Linked DNA regions of Homo sapiens: all the other regions are linked to region 1. A link is a loop called in an ENCODE intact Hi-C map of the cell type or tissue named here. Cell type or tissue: heart left ventricle. All regions are shown on one strand.

What was found. Peaks named below come from ENCODE experiments on the same cell type or tissue, not always from the same donor. Only the 100,000 strongest peaks of a DNase experiment are listed, where the experiment ranks them.
Region 2: a loop joins it to region 1, with 2.5 times the contacts of the local background. A loop is called at or near these places in 29 of 110 quality-filtered maps.
Region 3: a loop joins it to region 1, with 4 times the contacts of the local background. A loop is called at or near these places in 3 of 110 quality-filtered maps.

Annotation. Positions count from the first base shown.
Region 1 is chr16:3,995,430-4,003,429 of GRCh38, forward strand. All of the region lies in intron 3 of ADCY9 (adenylate cyclase 9), which reads right to left. Among named protein-coding and RNA genes, the nearest start is that of TRIDDENT, 49 kb to the left of the region's middle. RefSeq lists enhancers at 1,229-2,010, 2,011-2,791 and a silencer at 5,299-5,593. In heart left ventricle, no CTCF peak of the experiment used is centred here; a DNase peak (open chromatin) is centred at 4,162; H3K4me3 peaks cover 448 bases; H3K27ac peaks cover 662 bases.
Region 2 is chr16:4,099,021-4,107,020 of GRCh38, forward strand. All of the region lies in intron 2 of ADCY9 (adenylate cyclase 9), which reads right to left. Among named protein-coding and RNA genes, the nearest start is that of ADCY9, 13 kb to the right of the region's middle. In heart left ventricle, no CTCF peak of the experiment used is centred here; no DNase peak of the experiment used is centred here; H3K4me3 peaks cover 799 bases.
Region 3 is chr16:3,935,393-3,943,392 of GRCh38, forward strand. No RefSeq gene overlaps it. Among named protein-coding and RNA genes, the nearest start is that of TRIDDENT, 11 kb to the right of the region's middle. In heart left ventricle, CTCF peaks have their summits at 3,857 (motif pointing right) and 4,068; a DNase peak (open chromatin) is centred at 3,859; H3K4me3 peaks cover 1,053 bases.

The sequences.
Region 1 (8,000 bases):
AAAAAATAATAATTAAATGAAATAAGTATATATATAGCCTAGCACAGTTCCTGGCATACAGTATACCCGTAATAAACTTATTATTATTATTAATGTGACCAGGTAACCTAGGAACCATCTAAGAAAGCAACTAACAGCTTCCAATGAAGAAGACAAACCGTGGCAAGAAATATATTTTTTTTTTTTTTTGGACTCAAAAGCAATTTCCTTGCAGCAAGAAGTGTAAAACATTGAAATAAATTATGGGAGGCCAGATATTATTTTGGAAATTTAAAGTAAGTGTCACTACCTAAGGGCAAAGATATGACCCAGGTTGTATTTAAAGTTAGACTGCAGACCTGTACTATATTAAATAAAAGAAACAAAGATTCTACAGGGTTGTATAGTTTGGGAATCTGATGTAACATACAAGCTAAATTTGAACATTTGTATGCATTCAAAAAATGAAAATATACATGCCAAAACAGCTAGCGAAATCATTAATTAACATATCTGAGCAAATAATGGCATCTAGATAACATTTGCTTACAGCTCTTTAAAAACTGACATTATCAACAGAGGTAAAATGTTCTAGTTATCAATAACATACAGTGAGTCTATTTGAAAGCACCTCTTGGTATTGACTGGCAGAGTTAAACTTCTAAACATTTTGCTGGTGTGCTGGCTCACACCTGTAATCCCAGAACTTTGGGAGGCCGAAGCAGGAGGACTGCTTAGGGCCAGGAGTTCAAGACCAGCCTGGGCAACATAGGGAGACCTTGTCTCTACTAAAAATAAAACCAATTAGCTGACCTTGATGGCACGTGCCTGTGGTCCCAGCCACTCGGGAGGCTGAGGCAGGAGGATTGCTTCAGCGAAGGAAGTCAAGGCTGCAGTGCACTGTGATTGTGCCACTGCACTCCAGCGTGGGTGACAGAGCAAACCCATTCTCAAAATACATATATATATGTATAAATATGTATATATTTGCCAATGAGACCACTGCTCTTATTAAATGTAAAAAAATCTAACACCAAGAGAAGAATAAAATAGGTGTGCCTGATACCCATGCCTAAAAGATGCCTGAGGGAACTCTCTGGTGTGGCTAAGGTGGGGGGCTTGGTGCTTGATGGGGCACACCAGCCATTTCAGGGCCCAACCGGTAGACCAGGAAAGGAAGCTGGAGGTGTGGAAGCGTCTGCTGCACTTGGCTCAGCCAAAGCCCGAAGTGCAAGTGCGTGCTCAGTAAATGCTGGTAGTGAATATGAAAACTTCTGTTAACTATGCTCTCTGGTCATTAAAGTTCATCTGGTAATTCAATGTCCTTGATTACAGACAGAACAGCCCTTGGTATCTATTCTTCTGTAGCCATTTAGTCACAGGAATCTCCTGGCGTCAGTCTGTTTCAGGTATTTTTCTTGCCTCAAGTTCATCTGCTGTGCTTTTCTCTCTTTTTTTGTTTGTTTGTTTTTTTGGGACTGAGTCTCGCTCTGTCACCCAGGCTGGAGTGCAGTGGGGAGATCTTGGCTCACTGCAACCTCCACCTCCTGGGTTCAAGCAATTCTGCTGCCTCAACCTCCTGAGTAGCTGGGATTACAGGCGCCCACCACCACGCCTGGCTTATTTTTGTATTTTCAGTAGAGATGGGGTTTCACCACGTTGGTCAGGCTGGTCTCGAACTCCTGGCCTCAAGTGATCTGCCTGCCTTGCCCTCCCAAAGTGCTGGGATTACAGGCGTGAGCCACCGTGCCCGGCCAACCCTCCTGTGCTTTAAGACGAGGCCGCCTGCTTCTTCAGTGCCCCCCACGGCACACTGGCTTTATGAGATTTTCTAAGCATTTAGAGCCATGAATGTGTCACCGTGACAGTCAAACCAACTTGGCACCAGAGGGCACACTGAGGACAGGGGGCTCCATGCCCTCCACAAGGGCTTCCCTCAGAGGGGCTGGAAGGCCGGTGCAGCCCGGGCATGCCCACTGGGATGAGGCTGAGCTCTGGGGGCCTGGGGCAGTGGTCTCCACAGGTGGGGAACTCAGTGCTTTGCTTACATCCCCTTGAACAGAGGCCGAGGCCTGCACCCTGCAGTGATAAGAAGTTCTGATACAGAAGTGAGGTCTGGCAGAGCCGCCCACAAATGGCAAATGAGGCTGCGCTTGCAGAAGGAAGGGGGCTGTCTGGGTCACATGGCCAGCTGTAGACACCCACGCTCGGGCCTCCTGAGGGCCGGGACAGTGCTCACTGCCTATTCCATTCCCAGCAGGTTTGTCCGGGAAGTGGGAGTATGGGAGGTGGGGGGAGAGCCAGGTGCAGACTCCAGGCCGCGCTGGGTGGCATGGTCCCACAGACCTGTGTCACCCGGACCCAGCAGCCATCATTTTACTGCACTTTGAAAATGCGGATTTTGGCTGGGCGCAGTGGCTCATCCCTGTAATCCCAGCCCTTTGGGAGGCTGAGGCGGGTGGATCACCTGAGGTCAGGAGTTTAAGACCAGCCTGGTCAACATGGCAAAACCCTGTCTCTATTAAAAATACAAAAATTAGCTGGGTGTGGTGGCACACACCTGTAATCCCAGCTACTGGGGAGACTGAGGCAGGAGAGTCGCTTGGACCCGGGAGGCGGAGGTTGCAGTGAGCCCAGATTGTGCCACTGCACTCCAGCCTGGGCGACAGAGCAAGATTCCTCAGCTACCTTCCTTTTGAGGGATAATTTTCTAGATAAAAACTTTCAAACAAATGAAACAAAAGAAATCTTAGAGCTGGGTGTGGTGGCTTGCTTGAGCCCAGGAGTTTGAGATCAACCTGGGCAATGTATCAAGACCCCATCTCTACAAAAGCTTTTTAAAAATTTTAGAAATTAGCTGGGCACAGTGGTGTGTGCTTGTAGTCCCAGCTACTCAGGAGGCTGAAGTGGGAGGGTCGCTTGAGCCCAGGAGGGAGAGGCTGCCATGAGCTATGGTCATGCCACTGTACTGCAGACTGGGTCATAGAGCAAGACCTTGTCTCTTTAAAAAAGAAAAAAGAAGCCAGGCGCAGTGGCTCATGCCTGTAATCCCAGCACTTTGGGAGGCCAACATGGGTGGATCACAAGGTCAGGAGATTGAGACCATCCTGGCCAAGATGGTGAAAGCCCGTCTCTACTAAAATACAAAAAATTAGCCTGGCGTGGTGGTGCACACCTGTAGTTTCAGCTACTAGGGAGGCTGAGGCAGGGGAATCTCTTGAACCCGGGAGGTGGAGGTTCCAGTGAGCCGAGATGGTGCCACTGCACTCCAGCCCGGGCAAAAGAGCAAAACTCTGTCTCAAAAAAAAAAAAAAAAAAAAAAAAAAAGAAAAGAAAGAAAGAAAGAAAAGAAAAGAAAAGAAAAGAAAAGAAAAGAAAAGAAAAGAAAAGAAAAAAAGAGAAATCCATCTACCCAATGGAGAGATTCTCACATCTCAACATCCCCTTCTGAGCTGTAGTTAGAGGCCCCTTCTGTACCAGGAGGGTCCCACCATGCAATGGTGGGTGGGTTTGTTTCCCTCCCCTGACCTCCTACCCCCCAACCCCCATGGCAATTTTCCTTGAGCGATTCATTAGCTTAATTTTAATCTGGATTAAGACATTTCACAACATGTTTTTTGCCAAGTACAGATGCCTCTGTGAAATGTTTCCCAGCCGGCTAAACAGCGTCTCCCCCTGCACAGCTGCAGGCATCTCCACCCCTGCTGAGAAGCCCTCCCTGGGAAGAGTATTTCTGACTCCAGGAAGCTGCAGGCATGGAAGCACCTCACTGCCTTGGGAGACAACCCTAGCAGCTGGCTCACAGGGAGCCACACGGGCAGGCACATTAGAGAAAAAGCAGTGTCATAATGACAGTAGCTACTATGACTTAGGAATGTCTATGGGCCAAGATCCTACCCGTGAACAAGTCGGGCCCCCATCCACGCAATATCTGCAGTCTCGACTGTATGATCTCGTCCTTTGCAGCCACACTGTGAGGCAGCAATGATCATTCCGCAGACGGCCACAGACTCCAGGGCCCTGGGACCCGGACCACCGTCATATGGCTCTGGCCCCCTTTCCTGGCACAAGGAGGACCCAGGAATAATCCTGGCACCTTGCTCTCCTGGGCCTTGTTTCCCTAGAGTGACCTGAGCAGCTATGCCTGTCCTCCTGGTTCTTCCAAGCAGCACCCTGGGCCCTCCGGCATCAAGGGAAGTCTCAAGACTTCTAAGGTCCTCCCAGCAGCACGCCTGGCGGGCCAGGGAGTTTGCTGGCTGTTGCCTGGGTAACCTGAGATTCCCTGGAGAACGCCCAAGAGCAAACTCTGCATTTTTCCGGATTATCTTTGCTCCTTCCCCCATGTGGACGTGGGCTTTGGAGGGAAGAGTGTAGCCATTTCTCTAACACACTTGGGCACATTTGCATTTGTTTTTAACACATTTCAGGACGTGCACCCTACATTCCGGTCAAAATATATGGCACAAAGCTATAAAATCGTTTTTTCTTCAAGGTTATTTCTCATCACAAGATAAATCATTTCTAAGCCAACAGCTGTCCCTTTTCAAAACTGTCAAGGGAGGGAGTGGGGAAACCTCTTTTCTCAGAAATGAGGAGGATACACCAGTAGAAGAGCCCTGGCTTTGCCTGCTTCGTCTTCTCAACACGACTGTTTTGCAAGATGTCGTGTTATCAGAAGCATCCTTTGCTCCCAAACTCAAAATGATGTTAACATGGTGAGCAGGAATAGTCATGATATTGCAACCACAATAACCACAAACACAATTTCCTGAGGTGTTCTTTGAAACTCCTTGTATCTGCTTAACCCTCGTAAGCAACCACGATGCAGGTACTATGATCGGTTCCATTTTACAGATGAGGACACTGAGACAGAGCAAGCACTGGCCCAGAGCCACACGGTACGGTCGGAACCGCGTAAAGAGGCGGTGAGCCCAGGCAGCAGAGCTCCTGGCCCCAACGATCTCCAGGTGAACGGGGCAGCCTGTCAGTGCGGCAGAGCCATGGGGCTAACTCTATGTCCCTGGCATTGCTGTTTAAGCTAACAGGTTAGGTACGGGCATAAGTACAAAATAGAGTATTTCTGCTAATGCAACATTAGAGAAAAATAGAAGCAGAATATTAGAAGAAAAGATAAGCAGTAATTATCACAGAAAAAGAAATTTTCTTACATCCCCAAAGCAGTAAGAACAGACAGCAGATGGCCTGAGAATACTAGACAAGTCACCACATGAACACACACGTGTAAAACTCACACACACAATCTCAGAGCCACACGGGGCGGAGTCGAAAAGTCCCTGGACCTCTCACTCAATCCCTTAGCCCTAAAGGACCACTGGGCTCAATAACCAGGCTGGTGATGGCGATCCGAGTCAAGAATAGATGAAAATATACTCAGCAGACTGTCAGGCAGGAAGACTGTTACCAGCTGTGGAAACAGTCCATCATGAAGTCAAGATAAGAAAATATTTGGCATCTGGGGAAATTTCATGGAAATGCAATATTTCACTCTCTGGCAATGCCAGTTCAATGATTCCGCACATACATTTCCATCCCTCTCTCTACACACACACACACACACACACACACACACACACACACACATATATAATTTCTTACTTTGAAATAATTTTAGACTTGCAGAGAGTGGGAAAGACAGTTCAAGGACTCTGCATATATCCTCCGTACATACTCACCGTACAGTTATCAAAACCAAAGCAACTCATGCTGGCGCGATACCGTTAACTAAGCTGCTGGCTTTATTCTGATGTCCCCAGTTTCCGCACCGTCCCTTTGCTGTTCGGGTCTCCTCTAGGTCCCGTGTTGCATTTAGCCCTCATGCCCCCTGCTCACCCCCAGCCTATGGGGGTTCCTCTGTCTTTCTCTGTCTCTTCTGGCCCTGCTGCGTTTGAAGTCCCGGCCAGGCATTTTGTCAAATGTCCAGATCTGGACCTGCCTGGTGCTTTCTCAGAGCAGACTGAGGTTTGGGGTTTGCGGAAAGAATGCCGCAGAGGTGACATGCCCTTCTCAGCACACCACACTAGGGTACCGGATGGCAGTGAGCAGGGAGGCTCACCTGGATCATTTGGTGAAGGTGGCATCTGCCCGGTTTGTCCACTGTGAAGTTCCTATTCCTACCCCGCCCCCCACCTTTCTTTTTTGAGATGGGGTCTCATTCTAGTGCCCAGGCTAGAGTGCAATGGTGCAATCTTGGCTCACTGCAGCCTCTGCCTCCCAGACTCAAGCGATCCTCCCACCTCAGCCTCCCAGGTAGCTGGGACTACAGGTGGATACCAACATGCCTGGCTAACTTTTATAGTTTTTGTAGAGATGGTTTTTTTTTTTTATTGTTTTTTTTTTTTGAGATGGAATCTCACTCTGTTGCCCAGGCTAGAGGGCAGTGACATGATCTCAGCTCACTGCAACCTCCGCCTCCAGGTTCAAGAGATTCTCCTGCCTCAGTCTCCCAAGTAGCTGGGACTACAGGCACCAGCCACCACACCCGGCTAATTTTTAAATTTTTAGTAGACATGGGGTTTCACCATGTTGGCCAGGCTGGTCTCGAACTCTTGACCTCAGGTGATCCATCTGCCTTGGCCTCCCAAAGTGCTGGGATTACAGGTGTGACCACCTCACCTGGCGGAGACTACCCTTTAGTTTTACAACAGCTTTCTTAAGATGTCATTTGCAAAGCATATAATGCACCCATTTAAAGTATATAACTCCAGGGTTTATAGCATATTCACAGGGATGTGCAAGCATCACCACTATCAATTCAGACTACCACTTATAATAAATACCTATTTAATTTCTAAGCTATATATATTTATATATGTATGTGTCTATAAAATATGAAATCATTTTTTCAATTTCTATAACGAATGAAAAGCCCCTTACTTCCTCAAATTGGGCCAACTGAGCCTACTCATAATGACTTGACACATAGAAAACAAGTAGATAAAAGAAGTTATCATTTAGGGTCATTTTCAAAATTCACTGTCACAAAAGGATGGTTCCTGAGGTGAGTGGCCTTAAAGGGGAAGGAGAAACCTTTTGAAAGCAGGACAGGTCCTCTCTGAATCATCCCCGTATGGGTAAATCTACATCACTAGCTTCATTACTGACTGGTCCATGTAGAAACACCCAGTGGCCAAGCAGCCCGGGGTTCTGAATAATAGATGAAGGTAAACTCAGGAAGACCAGCCACGCAGGTGCGCTCCAGGGAGGCCTTTCAGAGATGTACTAAGATGCTTTCACAGCTCAAATGGTTCCCTGATCAGAAGTAATGTGATACAAGTAATTCAATTTTGGGTTTTCTTTTCTTTTCGAGATGGAGTCTCACTCTATTGCCCAGTCTGAAGTGCAGTGGCGTGGTCTCAGCTCACTGCAACCTTCACCTACTAGGTTCAAGGGATCCTCCTGCCTCAGCCTCCTGAGTGGCTTAGGACTACAGGCATATGCCACCACACCTGGCTAATTTTTGTATTTTTAGTAGAGATGGGGTTTCACCATGTTGGCCAGGCTGGCCTTGAACTCCTGACCGCAGGTGATCTCTCTGCCTCGGCCTCCCAAAGTGTTGGGATTACAGGCATGAGCCACTGAGCCCAGTTGGGTTTTCTTTTTCTTCATGAAGATGTTGGAAAAGCTGTTTTTATTGATATATGGCATCTAGATCCACTCATCACCCACAGGGTTCATGAGAAAATGGAAAGCAAATGCCTGCTGGAGCGCTGACGTCACATTCAACAGGCCAAGGCACACATGCTCCCGTGTCATACAAGTGACTTGGTTACGGCCGAGAGCATCCAACCCACAGCAATGCTCAGCCGCAATCACTGTGAGAATCTCCCTCGAATCGGAACCGTGGAGAAGATGGGACCTTCCCCAGAGAGTCAGTGACTTCCTGCAGGCAAGCTGGGACCGTCTCTCGGCCCCTCCCAGTCCTCCATGGCTCCGTCTGTGGTCACTGTCCCTGCTCTGCGTGGAGTGAAGGCGTGCGTGCCGAGTGTGAGCGAGGCTTCTTC
Region 2 (8,000 bases), 100 kb after region 1:
CTCCCAGGTTGAAACAATTCTCCTGCCTCAGTTTCCCGAGTAGCTGGGATTACAGGTGTGCGCCACGACACCCGGCTAATTTTTGTATTTCCAGTACAGACAGGGTTTCCCCATGTTGGCCAGGCTGGTCTCAAACTCCTGACCTCAAGTGATCCACCCGCCTCAGCTTCCCAAAGTGCTGGGATTACAGACGTGAACCACCACGCCCGGCCTTTTTATTGTTTTTTTATCACGATTTACCTACATTCACAGACACCTGCCCCTCAACAGGCATTAGTGGGAAGATACAGAAAGAAATTCTACATTGCTCTCAATTGTAGGAATGCAAATTAAAGCTTCCAAGGAACTCGAAGATGCACAAACCGTTTCTTGGGTGGCATTATTTCCTCATAGAAACATGCATATACTATTCATTTTCTTTTCAAAAAAGATGAGGGTAAACTTTAGCTCAGTCTCTCTGAATAAACATATCAGACAAACAGAATTAATGAGATTTTAATACCTATAATTTCTCAACTCTTTAAAAAGGTTACTAAAAGGGTATGAAAGTTATCAAAGACCACTGGGGTTGCATGAAGAGGACTCAGCAGCCAACTTAAAGGGGCTCCCATGGGCCCCAAATGGGACAATCTGAGCATCAAAAATCATGTATCTGTAATGGAATGAAATACATCAAATAAGCTAAAATCCAAGAGTTTATATTGATTCTTGAAAAAAATCACCTTTGGAGGACGTTAAGAAACCATCTCAGCTGGGTGCCTTGGCTCACGCCTGTAATCCCAACACTTCGGGAGGCCAAGGCAGGAGGATGGCTTGAGCCCAGGAGTTTGAGACCAGCCTAGGCAACATGGCAAGACCCTGTCTCTCTCAAAAATTTGAAAAAATCAGCTGGGCGTGGTGGTGCACATGTGCAGTCACAGGGAGGCTGAGGTACGAGGAGCACTTGACCCTGGGAGGTTGATATAGTTTAGCTCTGTGTCCCCACCCAAATCTCATCTTGAATTGTAATCCCCATGTGTCGAGGGAGGGACCTGGTGGGAGGGGACTAGATCATGGGGGTGGTTTCCCCCATGCTGTTCTCGTGAGAGTGAGGGAGTTCTCACGAGACCTGATGGTTTAAAAGTGGCAGTTCCCCCTTCGCATGCTCTCTCTCTCACTCTCTCTCTCTCCTGACACCATTTAAGATGCGCCTTGTTTCTCCTTCATCTTCTGCCATGATTGTAAGTTTCCTGACGCCTCCCCAGCCATGCAGAACTGTGCCAATTAAACCTGCTTTCTTTATAAATTACTCAGTCTCAGGTAGCATCTTTTTTGTTTGTTTGTTTCTGAGATGGGGTCTCACTCTGTTGCCCAGGCTGGAGTACAGTGGCGCGATCTGGGCTCACTGCAACCTCCACCTTCTAGGTTCCAGCGATTCTCCTGCCTCAGCCTCCCAAGTAGCTGAAATTAGAGGCGTATGCCACCACGCCTGGCTAATTTTTTGTATTTTTAGTAGACACGGGGTTTTGCCATGTCGGACAGGCTGGTCTCGAACTCCTGAGCTCAAGTGATCCGCCCGCCTCAGCCTCCGAAAGTGCTGGGATTACAGGCGTGAGCCATGCACCTGGCCTCAGGTAGCAACTTTATAGCAGTGTTAGAATGGTCTGATACAGGTGGAAGCTACAGTGAGCCGAGATTATGCCACTGCACTCCAACCTGGGCAAAGGAGTGAGACTCTTGTCTCAAAAAAAAAAAAAAAGAAAAGAAAAAAACAAACTCAGTCTGTAAATGGTATAGAAAGGGAAAGAACCAAGCAAATAAAAGCATCTAAACACACACGGCTCCCAGGATCCTAGGATTTCACAGTGGCTGAGACAGCAGGATACGTGAGGGCAGGGTACATGACAGCAGGGTAAATGCAGAGAGCTAAAGACAGGTATCGTTGTTTTGGCTGTTGCTGCCACTGCTAAGAAAATTATTCCAACTTTCAGTAACACTAGCTCTTCTCTACTGACAGGTATTATGTGCCAAGAACTTTTCTAAGAACTTGTATTTTCTCATTTAATCCTCGCAGCAATTCTGTGAGATGGGTACTAGTGTTTTCTAATACAGCCTTTGGGTTTAAATACTGGCTCCACCATTTAGTATCCCTTTCTGGCTGTGTGATCATCACAAGTTACCTAACCTCTCTGTGCTTCAGTCTTCTCATCTATAAAATAGAGATCATCTCAACCCTATCTGTAATACAGTCAGGAAGTCTAGTACAATATTTGTTCAGGTGATTTTTTTTTTTTTTTTTGAGACAGAGTCTTGCTCTGTCACCCAGGCTGAGTACAGTGGTGCAATCACAGCTCACTGCAGCCTCGACCACCTGGGCTCAAACGATCCTCCCATCTCAGTCTGCCAAGTAGCTTGGAATACAGGCACATGCCACCATGCACGGCTAATTATTTATTATTTTTAGAGACAGGGTCTCACTATGTTGCCCAGACTGGTCTCGAGCTCCTGGACTCAAGCGATCCTCCTACCTTGGCCTTCCAAAGTGCTGGGATTATAGACATGACCACTGCACCTGGCCTGTACAGATTATTTGATCACTGTCTACTTCCCTTTCTAGGCGTCATGCCCCAAGAGGGCAGGGGCCACCCCTCTATCTCCAGAACCTAGTCCTCGCCTTGCCAATGGTAGGAACCCATTCAATATTTAATGAATAAACAAATGAGTTTACAGTAGGATACAGTACAGTTGAAAAAAACCACTCTAGTTCAAACCACGGCCAATAGCTGGAGTTGCACAGCTGAAGATCTGCTTATAATTCCTCAACCATCGAGGGGCCCATCATCTTAAGAACCTCCAGGCTCTGGGGAACTGAAGCAGCCTAGGAACGAGCCTGCTGAACCCCCGAGGGTTTTCAGTAAAGAGGCTGCCAAGTTCGGCAGCTAGAGTTTAACCAGGGCGAGCTATCAGTATTTTGTATTTTGGACACTTGCCCTTTTTATTACGAGAAACTGACACAATCACAGTCCCTAGTGTGTTCTAGGTTTCGGTACTGAACGACACAAGATGTGCGCCAGATTGAGCGCAGGAAGAAAGAAACACCCTTTAGTGCAATACGAAATGTGACTCAGCCAGCGGGGAGCGTTAGTTATTGATGGAATGGCTGTCCACCATCGAGTCACTATGCAAATAAGTGCTTTTCTTGCATTATCCCAGTTGATTCTCCCAACGACCCTCTGACAGAGACACCATCATTCCTATAAATTGCAGCGCCCCTAGGTAGCTTGCCCAAAGTCCCACAGTTAGGAAACCATACAACCGAGAATTAAGCCCGAATGTATCAGAAATCAAAATCCAAGCACCCAACCATTCAAGGGTGAGCCCTTCCAAAAAAAATTTACAGAAACAAAGTTGATGGTTGTTTCTTTGTTTGTTTGTTTGTTTTTGAGATGGAGTTTCGCTCTTGTTGCCCAGGCTAGAGAGCAGTGGCATGATCTCAGCTCACCGCAACCTCCGCCTCCTGGATTCAAGCAATTCTCCTACCTCAGCCGCCCGAGTAGCTGGGACCACAGGCATGTGCCACCATGCCTGGCTAATTTTGTGTTTTTAGTAGAGACGGGGTTTCTCCATGTTGGTCAGGCTGGTCTCGAACTCCCGACCTCAGGTGATCCGCCCGCCTCGGCCTCCCAAAGTACTGGGATTACAGGCGTGACTCACTGCGCCCAGCCATGTGTTTGTTTTTTGAGGCAGAGTCTCGCTCTGTCGCCCAGGCTGGAATGCAGTGGTGCCATCTCGGCTCACTGCAGCCTCCGCCTCCCAGGTTCAAGTGATTCTCCTGCCTCAACCTCCTGAGTAGCTGGGATTACAGGTGCCCACCACCACGCCTGGCTAATTATAGTATTTTTAGGAGAGACGGAGCTTCACCGTGTTGGCCAGGCTGGTCTCCAACTCTTGACCTCAGGTGATCCACCCACCTCGGCCTCCCAAAGCGCTGGTATTACAGGCACGAGCCATGGCCAGCTCGAAGTTGATGGTCTTTATCACACACTTTGAACATGAGCAACAAAGATTTACCAGAATCACAAAAGATTTTTAAGGATTTTGTAAGAAAAGGTCAATGTATGAACTAAGGTCACTTGCTATTTCCACAGGCAATATGTAATGGGTGTGACAACTCCAATTGGCGTTGTTTCACACACATGAGAATGCGTGTTTGGGTGGCACATACAAAACCCTCAGTCTTCCCATCTTGCAGCCCAGCTAGCGAAGCAGTACTCAAAGTGTGATCCGCAGATCCCTAGAGGTCCTTGAGGCCTTTGCAAGGCATCTGTGGAGTCTAAACTATTTGCACAATGACACTAAGACAGCATTTGCCTTCTTCAGTGTTGACACTTGCAGTGACAGTGCAGAAGAAGCCATGGGTGAAACTGCTAGTGCCTGAGCAGGTCCCGATGCAGGGAAACCAAACTGCACTAGCCCTCAGCTTGTCCTTCACTACCCCACACTTACGAAAGGAAAGGCAGACAGCTTCACTTAAGAATGTCCCTGATGGGCCGGGCATAGTGGCTCACGCCTGTAATCCCAGCATTTTGTGAGGCCGAGGTAGGGAGATCACCTGAGGTCAGGAGTTCAAGACCAGCCTGGCCAATATGGCGAAACCCCGTCTCTACCATAAAGACAAAAATTAGCCGGGCGTGGTGGCACACATCTGTAAATCCCAGCTACTTGGGAGGCTGAGGCAGGAGAATCACTTGAACCCAGGAGGCGGAGGTTGCAGTGAGCCAAGATCACACCACTGCACTCCAGCCCGGGCGACAGAGCGAGACTCTGTCACAAAAACAGAAAAAAGAAAAAAAAGAATGTCCCAGATGAAGCTGTCAACATGAATGATTGGTTAAATCGCAAGCTTGAGTAGGTGTCTTCTGAATAGTCTGAGTGATGAAATGAGAAGCACGCCTACGACGACGCTGCTGCCCATCAAAGCACAGCGGTCCTGGAGAAAAGCAGCTGTGCAGCTGTTTGGATTGCAAGCTGAACTGGCCACCTTTTTGGTAGCACATTATTTACACGTGACCTACAGACAAACCACGGTCGTTCAGGCTTGAGTACGGGCAGACCATTCCTGGGAATATGAATGAGTCTGTCGCTTCAAGGAAAATAACTGACAGTATTTGCCGCCAATGATAAAAAATTCCAGTTTTCAAGTAGAGTTTTGGAAAACTTACATCAGCCACTGTGATGAACTCAACATCTTCAGACTATTAGACTTTACTGACGTCAACATGTGGAAGAGCTGCATCATTCAAGAGACCAATATTTTCCAAATGACTAGTGCATGACGTTATAAAATCACACCTGGGTAAAAACCCAACAGCATTTAATATAATAGTGTACAAAAAAAGATAATAAAATTTCAGATTCCATATTGCAACTAACATTTAAGAAACTACCACTCAAAATAAAAAATCAGCGGGGTGTGGTGGTGCATGCCTGTAGTCCCAGCTACTTGGTAGGCCAAGGCAGAAGGATCACTTGAGCCCAGGAGGTCAAGGCTGGAGTGAGCTATGGTAGCACCACTGCACTCCAGCCTGGGTGACAGAGTAGGACCCCATCTCAGAAAAAGAAAAAGAAACTACTACTCACTTGTTGAATGTTTCTACAGAATCAAAGAAAAATATCCAGAATCACATAAAAAGGCTATGAAAATGCTCTTCCAACTAAAGCCAGATTTTCTACACATTTTTCAACATATTGCAACAAATTGAATGCCAAAGCGGTTAAGAAAATTCAGCGAACACACTTAAAAGTGTTTTAACACGGTAGATTTCTGTTGTGTACATTTTATCACTCAAAAAACCTCAGCCGTGGGTCGGGCGCAGTGGCTAACATGCTGAAACCCTGTTTCTACTAAAAATACAAAAAATTAGCCGGGTGTGGTGGTGCGTGCCTGTAATCCCAGCTACTCGAGAGGCTGAGGCAGGAGAATCGCTTGAACCCAGGAGGCAGAGGTTGCAGTAAGCCGAGATCGTGCCACTGCACTCCAATGTGGGCAACAAGAGGGAAAAAAATCCACCAAAAAAAAAACAAAAAACTTCAACCGTTTATTAATCCAGACATTAAAGAGATTTGCAAAAATGTATGGCAGTGCCACCCTTCTCATCAAATTTTTTCATTTTACAAAATATAGTTACTTTTATAAAAATGTTACTTACATTAACATGCAATGGGTGAAATGAATTACTATTTTGAAATAAATTTAGAAAAGATTTTTAAGCTTCTCAGTTTGTTTCAATTTCTAATACTGTAAATATCAATAGACAACCTATATAAATAATGCACATAAGCCTGGGAAACATAGGGAGACGTCATCTCTACAAATAATTTTTAAAATTAGGCCGGGCATGGTGGCTCACACCTATAATCCCAGCACTTTGAGAGGCTGAGGCGGGCAGATCACTTGAGGCCAAGATTTTGACACCAGCCTGGCCAACATGGTCAAACACCATTTCTACTAAAAATACAAAAAAAAAAAAATTGGCCGGGCATGGTGGCATGCATCTGTAATCCCAGCCACACGGGAGACTGAGACACGAGAATTCCTTGCACCCAGGAGGCAGAGGTTGCAGTAAGTTAAGATCACACCACTGCTCTCCAGCCTGGGCAAGAGTGAGACTCCGTCTCAAAAAAAAAAAAAAAAAAAAATTAGTTGGATGTGGTGGCATGCGCCTGTGTCCTAGCTACTGAAGAGGCTGACATGGAAGGATCATCTGAGTGCAGGAGGTCGAGGCTGCAGTGAACTGTGACTGCACACTGTACTCCAGCCTGGGCAACAGAGGAAGACCCTGTCTCAAAAAGAAAAGAAAAAAAACCTACAGAAACAACAATTTCTACTGGATTAGAGGAAGGCATATAAGCTAGGTGCAGCTATCCCTGACTGTCGGGGCCCAGCATTTCACCCTGTTTCCCAGCTTCTGCCCTCTAGGTCACACTACTGCCACCACTACTGCTACAACTCATTCTGCCTCCACTGCCACCAGCAGCCTCTAGCGGGTTTGATGTTCCCACCTATCCCAGAACATTGAGCCTTCCCACTTAACTCCGCAGAAAGGATGCCAGGAATTTTTTACAAGTGCAATGCTAGCAAAGGCTGGGGAAAATGAGACAAAAAACCTGATTTCCAAGAGCAGACAAGTTTTACAAGGGGCAGTCTTCTTCGCTGAAGTTGACTAAAATTTAGCCACGGGTTGGCTTGGCTGGTGTGGTTCACTGGGTACATCCACAAGACTACAAGAATATCACTGCTGTCTGCAGTCTTCCCAGGGGAGGACCACCCTACCCTTGGCCCACACCACGGATGGCGGCCCCACATCCACCCTCTGATGCAGCCCAGTCCCTTCCCTTCTGTTCCGCGGCAGCACCGGTGCCTGGCCACTTCCCTTGCCAGTTCCCTTCCTGTTTCAAAAACTCTCATCTCTTCACAAAATTCCCTCCAGGGATGCTAGTTCCTGTTGGAAAAGGTCTTGAGGTGTGTCACAGGCAAAGTACAAATGATATGCCCAGGGCCAGATGGATGACAGGCCCCTAAGCTCAGCTAGTCCAGAGTCAGGAGGGGACCTGCAGAATTCTAATGGTGAATGATTACACTCTTACAGTTTTGGAATTCCAGCAAAAACACCAATACTAAAATCACCAACCAAGACAAAGACGAGACTTACGGCCCACGCAGGCTTCTGCACACTCTGTGCCCAGACATGGACAGATTAATGTGGGTTGGTTGGTTGGTTTTTTTCCAAGATTACTATTCCACAGCAAAGTACATAGGCAACGCTGACCAATATGCAGAAACATAATTACTATCTCACCAAGCTGGCCAGAAGACAAAAATCTTGAAACTTCTTGACTTGCTCTAATTGTTCCTTCTCCATGTTTCCCTTCCTTAGGCATTCTACCTGAAAAGACAGCCCTCCCTTCCTTCTTCATCCCATTGGCAATTCAGCAAACCTTAACCTTCTCTTGCTTTACCA
Region 3 (8,000 bases), 60 kb before region 1:
TGGGGCATTGACTCCCAACTCCCTGATAATAACTGCCTGGGGCATTCTTTAACTGTAGGATTCCAGGGCATCTTGGAGATTCTGCTTCCTGGATCTGAGGCAGGGCCTGGGAACCGTCATGCTTAGCAAGGGTCCCACGGGGGCCCAGCTTCACAGACCTGGGCAGCCACAGACAGCTCACCCTGAAGGGGCCATGCTTGCTTCAAACCTCTGCTGTCGACAGCCTGAAATTCTTTTTTTTTTTTTTTTTTTTTTTTTTTGAGACAGATTCTCATTCTGTTGCCCAGGCTGAAGTGCAGTGGTGCGATCTTGACTCACTGCAACTTGTGCCTCCCAGGTTCAAGCGACTCTCGTGCCTCAGCCTCCCGAGTAACTGGGACTATAGGCATGCACCACCATCGCGGGCTAATTTTTGTATTTTTAGTAGAGATGGGGTTTCACCGTGTTCGCCAGGCTGGCCTCACACTCCTGACCTCAAGTGATCCGCCCCACTTGGCCTCCCAAAGTGCTGGATTACAGGTGTGAGCCACCATGCTGGGCTGAAATTCTTAATAATGTAATCTTCGAATGTGTGTTTTGTAAGTGATGGGACAGTGTGATGTGCACCAGGGGCTTGGGGCCTAAGTACCTGTGATCTCAGCCCCTACCCTCTCTCTGCCTCCCTGGGAAGGCTCTCCCTGGCAGTCCCCCCACACCTGGATGCCCCAGGCTTGGTTCCCCTACCTGCCCCTGCCTTGTGCACTGCCATGTTCTGCCCTTTATCCTTTGTCCCCAGAGGGCCTGGGCACAAGTGTGGGAAGGACTGGACTCAGGTGTGCTGCCTGCAACCTTGTGGGGTTGTGGCCATTCCTGCCCCAGGCTGGCAGCGCCCAGCACATATGTCTTGGTGGGGTTGGTGAGCCCCGCGCATCTTGGCACAGATGTTTAAAAATCCCTGGGGGTCCCTGTCTGCAATGCAATGGGGCAGTGAGCATATAGGAGAAGAGATGCCTGGCTCGACCTCCGCAGAGGGTCCCCACACACCCTGCCTGAGCTCCATGCCTGGGGGACCCCCTCTTCCTCCTTCCACCCTCTCTGAGTTAGGCCTGCATGGGTCTCTTCCAGTGTACCCAAGGACAAAAGCACAACACAAATGGTGTAATTTCTGTGATTCTGCACGCAAGTTAAATGCTCTCATATTTGCACTTAAAACTGGCATTGCACGATATATGGATGAACAGTAAAGTTCATGCTGATAATTTACAATTTTATTTTTCTTTACGTAGAACGACATTAAATAAGAATAAAAAAATACACCATGATGAGTCAAGGGAGAGAGACCACAGAAAAAAGGAAAAAAGTTTACACGTTAATATCTTTCACAGCACTTCGTTCTAACTTAAAAAAATTTTTTTTTCAGATGGCATCTCCTTCTGTCGCTCAGGCTAGAGTGAGGTGGCATGATCATAGCTCACTGCAGCCTCAACTGCCCAGGCTCAAGGGATCCTCCCACCTCAGCCTTCCAAGTAGCTGGGACTACAGGCATGCACCACTATGCCTGGCTAATTTAAAAATTTTTTGTAGAGACGGGGGTCTCCCTGTGTTGCCCAGGCTGGTCTCGAACTCCTGGGCTCAAGCAATCCTCCTGCCTCATCCTCCCGAAGTGCTAGGATTATAGGTGTGAGCCACTACACCTAGCCTGTTCCAACTTTTTGAACAAGGAGTCCTTCATTTTTGTTTTGCCCTGGGCCCCAAAAATTATGCAACTGGCTCCAATCTCAGGGATTCTTATTGTCAGGGAAGTTCAAGAAGCTGTTCAGGAATACGGCCGGGCACGGTGGCTCACGCCTGTAATCCCAGCACTTTTGTTGGCCGAGGTGGACAGACCCCTTGAAGAGCTCAGGAGTTCGAGACCAGCCTGGCCAACATGGTGAGGCAGAAAATACAAAAAATTAGCTGGGTGTAGTGGTGTACATCCGTAGTCTTAGTCCCAGCTGCTTGAGCGGCTGAAGCGGGAGGATGGCTTGAGCCCAGGAGGCAGAGGTGGCAGTGAGCTGAGTTCGCTTCATTGAGCTCCAACCTGGGTGACAAAGCCAGACTCTGTTTCAAAAAAAAAAAAAAAAGAAACTAGAGGAATATGGATTGGAGAAGACTCTAAATTTGTGTCTGTGTGTTATGCTGAGCATTTTAGTTAAGGACACTACTGTAGCATCTCAGCTTCCTTGGGCTCCCCAGCTACAAGGGCATATCCAGGAAGACACCACAGGCTCCAACCGCCTTCCTTATGGTCAATAGGCAGCAAGCCAGGCTCTGGAGATGGAGCTGGGGTGGAGGCGTCTCAGGCTAGTGGGCAAGTACTCTCGAAGGGCCAGCCAGGGGTGCTCAGTATTTGGCTTGGGTGGACACTGGCCTGGGGAGAAGGGTAGCTGCAGGCCCTGGATAAAAGGCACTGGGCAATTTTTAGCCAGCTGTATTATTTACATATGTATAAATGGATAGACATAGATGTAATTTTGCCTGAAAAAATACAGTGTACCCTATTTAATTAATTAATTAATTTTTTTTTGAGGTGGACTATCATTCTGTCATCCAGGCTGGAGTGCAGTGGTACGATCTTGGCTCACAGCAACCTCTACCTCCCAGGTTCAAGCGATTCTCCTGCCTCAGCCTCCCAAGTAGCTGGGATCACAAGCACATGCCACCATGACCGGTTAATTTTTGTATTTTTAGTAGAGATGGGGGTTTCACCATGTTGGCCAGGCTGGTCTCGAACTCCTGACCTCAGGTGATCCTCCCGCCTCGGCCTCCCAAAGTGCTGGGATTACAGGCGTGGGCCACTGCACCCGGCCTAAATTTGAATTTCAAATGTCAAATTTTTTTTTTTTAGTGTAAGTATATCCCAACTCATGCACTATTTGGGATATACTTATACTACAAAAATTATTCATTGTTGATCTCACCCTCATAGTTACATATACACCCTGTATTTTTATTTGCTAAATCTGGCAACATCCACTGGACAGGAAATTCAAAGATCCAGATTCTAGTCCTGGCTTTGCGCTAACGAGGAGTTGGAGCAAAGAGGGTACTGCTTCTCAGGCCTCTGGTTAAAAGAAGCCCCTCTCCACCTCCCTCACTGCCTCCACCATCCAGGGTGAGAGAGGTACCGTCAGACACGCCAGAGCTAGACCCCAAGCGGATGCTTTCTAGGGCAAGGTGAGATTTTGCAGGAAAGGAGTGCATAGGCGTGCACAGGGGACGCGCGCTAAGCGTAAGGCGGCGTTCTCAATGCTTAGCAGTGCATTGGGATCGCCTGGTGAACGGGAACGATACTGACGGCCAGCGCCCCCACTCCCAATTCGACTGGTCTAAAGTGGGGCCCAGATACTTGTCTTTTTTTTTTTTTTAAAGTTCCACAGTGACTCCGCTGTGACCTGCACAGTTAAGAAACTGCAGGAGTCCGGGCGGTTTCCAAGGATGGGTCAGGGGCTGAAGGCGGTCTGTGCAATTGGCCCCGGGCTTGCCGAGCTGGAAGAGCCCCTGAGTGGCACTGGAGCCACTTCCGCCTGCATGAAGAAAGGGGTGCCGGGAGGACTGAGGAGGGACTAGGACCCCATCCCTGTTCCTGAGCCAGCGCCCGTCCCACCTCTGGCACGGTGCCTCCAGAAACCCAACAGGGGGAGCGCCTGGACCCCAGGCAGGACGCCGCGTGGGGGACGCTGGCTGTGGACCCCTGTCCCGAGGGCGGCCAGAGGCTGGCTCTGAATCCCAGGATGCCCAGGCCACGCTCGCTCAGTCCCGGAGCTTGGGACTTCTGAAGACGCGGGGCCTCGTTTGGGGTCGCAAGTCTGAGCGCTCCGGCTCTGGTTGGCGCTAGGTGGCGCCCGAGAGCGCGCCAGGCTCACCCTGGGGAGACCTGGGGCCAGCCGGGGTCTCCCTGCTCTGGCGCAGGCAGATCATCGACCCCTGCGTGGCGCAGTTACAGGATCCTTGGGCGGTGCCATGCAATGCCTTCTCAAGGCCCAGCACTTCGCCCGATCCCTGGGAGGGATGGACAGTCGTGCGCCCCATAGAGGTTTGGGTCAACAGCCTGCATATAGGACCGTGGTCCCATAAGATTTTCACGGAGCTGAAAAATTCTTAACATTCTTATGGCCTAGAGACTTCATAGGGGAACGCATTCCTCACGAGTTTGTGGTGATGCTGGTGTAAACCAACCTACAGTGCTGTCAGTCATATAAAAGTCTAGCACATGTAATTATGCACCGTACATAATACTCGGTAATGATAATAAACAACTGTGTTACTGGCTTAGGTATTTACTACACTATACTTTTTTCATTTCATTTTGTTTTGTTTTTATAGAGACAGGGTCTCACTCTGTTGCCTAGGCTGGAGTACAGTGGTGTGACCATAGCTCGCTGCAGGCTTGGCCTCCGGAGCTCAAACAATCCTTCTGCCTCAGCCTCCTGAGTAGCTGAGACTACAGGTGTGCGCCAGCACTCCTGGCTATTTTTTAAAAATTTTTAGTAGAGACAAGGTTTGACGAAGTTGCCCAGGCTGGCCTTGAACTCTTGAGCTCAAGCGATCCTCTGACCTTGGCCTCCCAGAGTGCTGGGATTACAGGCCTGAGCCATGGTGCCTGGTCCTTATTGTTCCTTAGAGTGCACTCATATTTTTTTACAGTTACCCGTAAAACAGCCTCGGGCAGGCCTTTCAGGAGGTATTCTAGAAGAAAGCATTATTATCACAGGAGATGACAGTCTGCATACACATTGCCTCTGAAGACCTTCCAGTGGGACGAGATGTGGAGGTGGAAGACAGTGACATTCATGATCGTGACCCTGGGTAGGCCTAGGCTAATGTGTATGTGTGTCTTAGTTTTTAATAAAAAAGTTTAAAAAGTTTAAAAAAAATTAATAGAAAAGGCTGTCCAGGCACAGTGGCTCCTGCCTGTAATCCCAGCACTTTGGGAGGCCAAGGCGGGCAGATCACCTGAGGTCAGGAGTTTGAGACCAGCCTGGCCAACATGGTGAAACCCCATCTCCACTAAAAAATACAAAAATTAGCCGGGCATCGTGGTGGGCGCCTGTAATCCCAGCTACTTGGGAGGCTGAGGCAGGGAGAATTAATTGCTTGAACTCAGGAGACGGAGGTTGCGGTGAGCCGAGATCGCGCCACAGCACTCCAGCCTGGGCAACAGAATGAGACTCCGTCTAGAAGAAGAAGAAAAAAGTTAATAGGGCCAGGTGCAGTGGCTCACACCTGTAATCCCAGCACTTTGGGAGGCAGAAGTGGGTGGACTGCTTGAGCTCAGGAGTTTGAGACCAGCCTGGGTAAGGTGGCGAAACCCTGTCTCTACAAAAAATACAAAAATTAGCCGGGAGTGGTGATGTGCATCTGTAGTCCCAGCTATTTGAGAGGCTGAGGTTGGAAGATCGCTTGAGCCTGGGAGATGAAGCCTGCAGTGAGCCAAGACTGTGCCACTGCACTCCAGCCTGGATGACAGAGTGAGACCCTATCTCAAAAAAAAAAAAAAAAAAAGCTAATAGAATAAAGACATAACGAAAATAAATATCTTTGTACAATGTGTTTGATGTGTTTGTGTTTTAAGCTGTGTTTTACTTTTTTACAAAAAAGTAAAAAAGTTAAAAAAATTAAAAAGTTTATAAAGTAAAAAAGTTCTAGTAAGCTAAGGTTAATTTATTACTGAAGAGAAAGAACCAAATTTTATTTTATTTTATTTTATTTTATTTTTTTGAGATGGAGTCTTGCTCTGTTGCCCAGGTTGGAGTGCAGTGGCGAGATCTCGGCTCACTGCAAGCTCTGCCTCCCAGGTTCACACCATTCTCCTGCCTCAGCCTCCCGAGTAGCTGAGACTACAGGCGCCCGCCACCACAACTGGCTAATTTTTTGTATTTTTAGTAGAGACGGGGTTTCACCGTGTTAGCCAGGATGGTCTCGATCTCCTGACCTCGTGATCCACCTGCCTTGGCCTCCCAAAGTGCTGGGATTACAGGCGTGAGCCACTGTGCCCAGCCAAAAGATCAAATTTGAAATAAACTTAGTGTGGTCTAAGTATACAGTGTCTATAGCGTCTACAGTGGTGGACAGTCATGTCTGAGGCCTTCACATTCACTCACCACCCACCCACTAACCAAGAGCAACTTCCAGTCCTGCAAGCTCCATTTATGGTAAGTGCCCTATACGGGTGTGCCATTTTTAATCTTTATTTTTTTAAGATGGAGTCTCACTCTGTTGCCCAGGCTGGGGTGCAGTGGCGCAATCTCGGCTCACCACAAACTCTGCCTCCCAGGTTCAAGCGGTTCTCCTGCCTCAGCCTCCTGAGTAGCTGGGATTACAGGTGCCCACCACCATGCCCAGCTAATTTTTGTATTTTTAGTAGAGACAGAGTTTCACTATGTTGGCCAGGCTGGTCTCGAACTCCTGACCTCAGGTGATCCACCTGCCTTGGCCTCCCAAGTTTCTGGTATTACAGGCGTGAGCCACTGTGCGGCCCATTTTTAATCTTTTATACTGTATTTGTGCTGTGCATTTTTTATGTTTAGAAGTGTTTGGTCATCAGAGAAATGCAAATGAAAACCACAATGAGATACCATCTCACACCAGTTAGAATGGCGATCATTAAAAAGTCAGGAAACAACAGATGCTGGAGAGGATGTGGAGAAATAGGAATGCTTTTACACTGTTGGTGGGAGTGTAAACTAGTTCAACCATTGTAGAAGACAGTGTGGCGATTCCTCAAGGATCTAGAACTAGAAATACCACTTGACCCAGCCATCCCATTACTGGGTATATACCCAAAGGATTATAAATCATGCTACTATAAAGACACATGCACACGTATGTTTATTGCGGCACTATTCACAATAGCAAAAACTCGGAACCAACCCAAATATCCATTAATGATAGACTGGATTAAGAAAATGTGGCACATACACACCATGGAATACTATACAGCCATAAAAAAGGAGGACGTCATGTCCTTTGCAGGGACATGGATGAAGCTGGAAACCATCATTCTGAGCAAACTAACACAAGGACAGAAAACCAAACACTGCATGTTCTCACTCATAGGTGGGAATTGAACAATGAGAACACTTGGACACAGGGCAGATAACATCACACACTGGGGTCTGTCATGGGGTGGGGGGAGGGGGGAGGGATAGCATTAGGAGAAATACCTAATGTAAATGACGAGTTAATGGGTACAGCAAACCAACATGGCACATGTATACTTACGTAACAAACCTGCACATTGTGCACATGTACCCTAGAACTTAAGGTATAATAATAATGATAAAGAAGTGTTTAGATACACAATCACTTACCATTTTGTTACAGTTGCCTACAGTATTCAGTGGGGTAACAAGCTGTACAGGTTGGTAGCGTAGGAGCAATAGGTTACACCATGTGGCCTAGGTGTGTGGTAGGCTGTGCCATCTAGGTCTGTGTAAGTGCACCCTGTGATGTTCACACAATGACGGAATTGCCTTATGTCGACTTTCTCAGGTGTCAATAAGCAACACACAGGCTGGGCACGGTGGTTCACGCCTGTAATCCCAGCACTTCGGGAGTGCGAGTTGGGCGGATCACTTGAGGTCAGGAGTTCAAGACCAGCCTGGCCAACATAGTGAAACCCCGTCCCTGCTAAAAATACAAAATTAGCCAGGCGTGGTGGCACACACCTGTAATCCCAGCTACTTGGGAGGCTGAGGCAGGAGAATCACTTGAACCCAGGAGGCGGAGGTTGCAGTGAGATGAGATTGTACCACTGCACTCCAGCTTGGGTAACAGAGCGAGACTCCACCTCAAAATAAAAAAAAAAAAAATAAAGCAACCCACATCTGTAATTGATCTGTATTACCTCCCTTCCATTCTGTCTGCTCTTGAAAGGGTCCAAATGGCACATCTATCTTGTCAGGTCATGCACATCTGCGTTAGGCAAATCTGGAAGATTCTTCAAAGTTTTCCTGTTTCTCCCTGTCAGTTGGCAACAA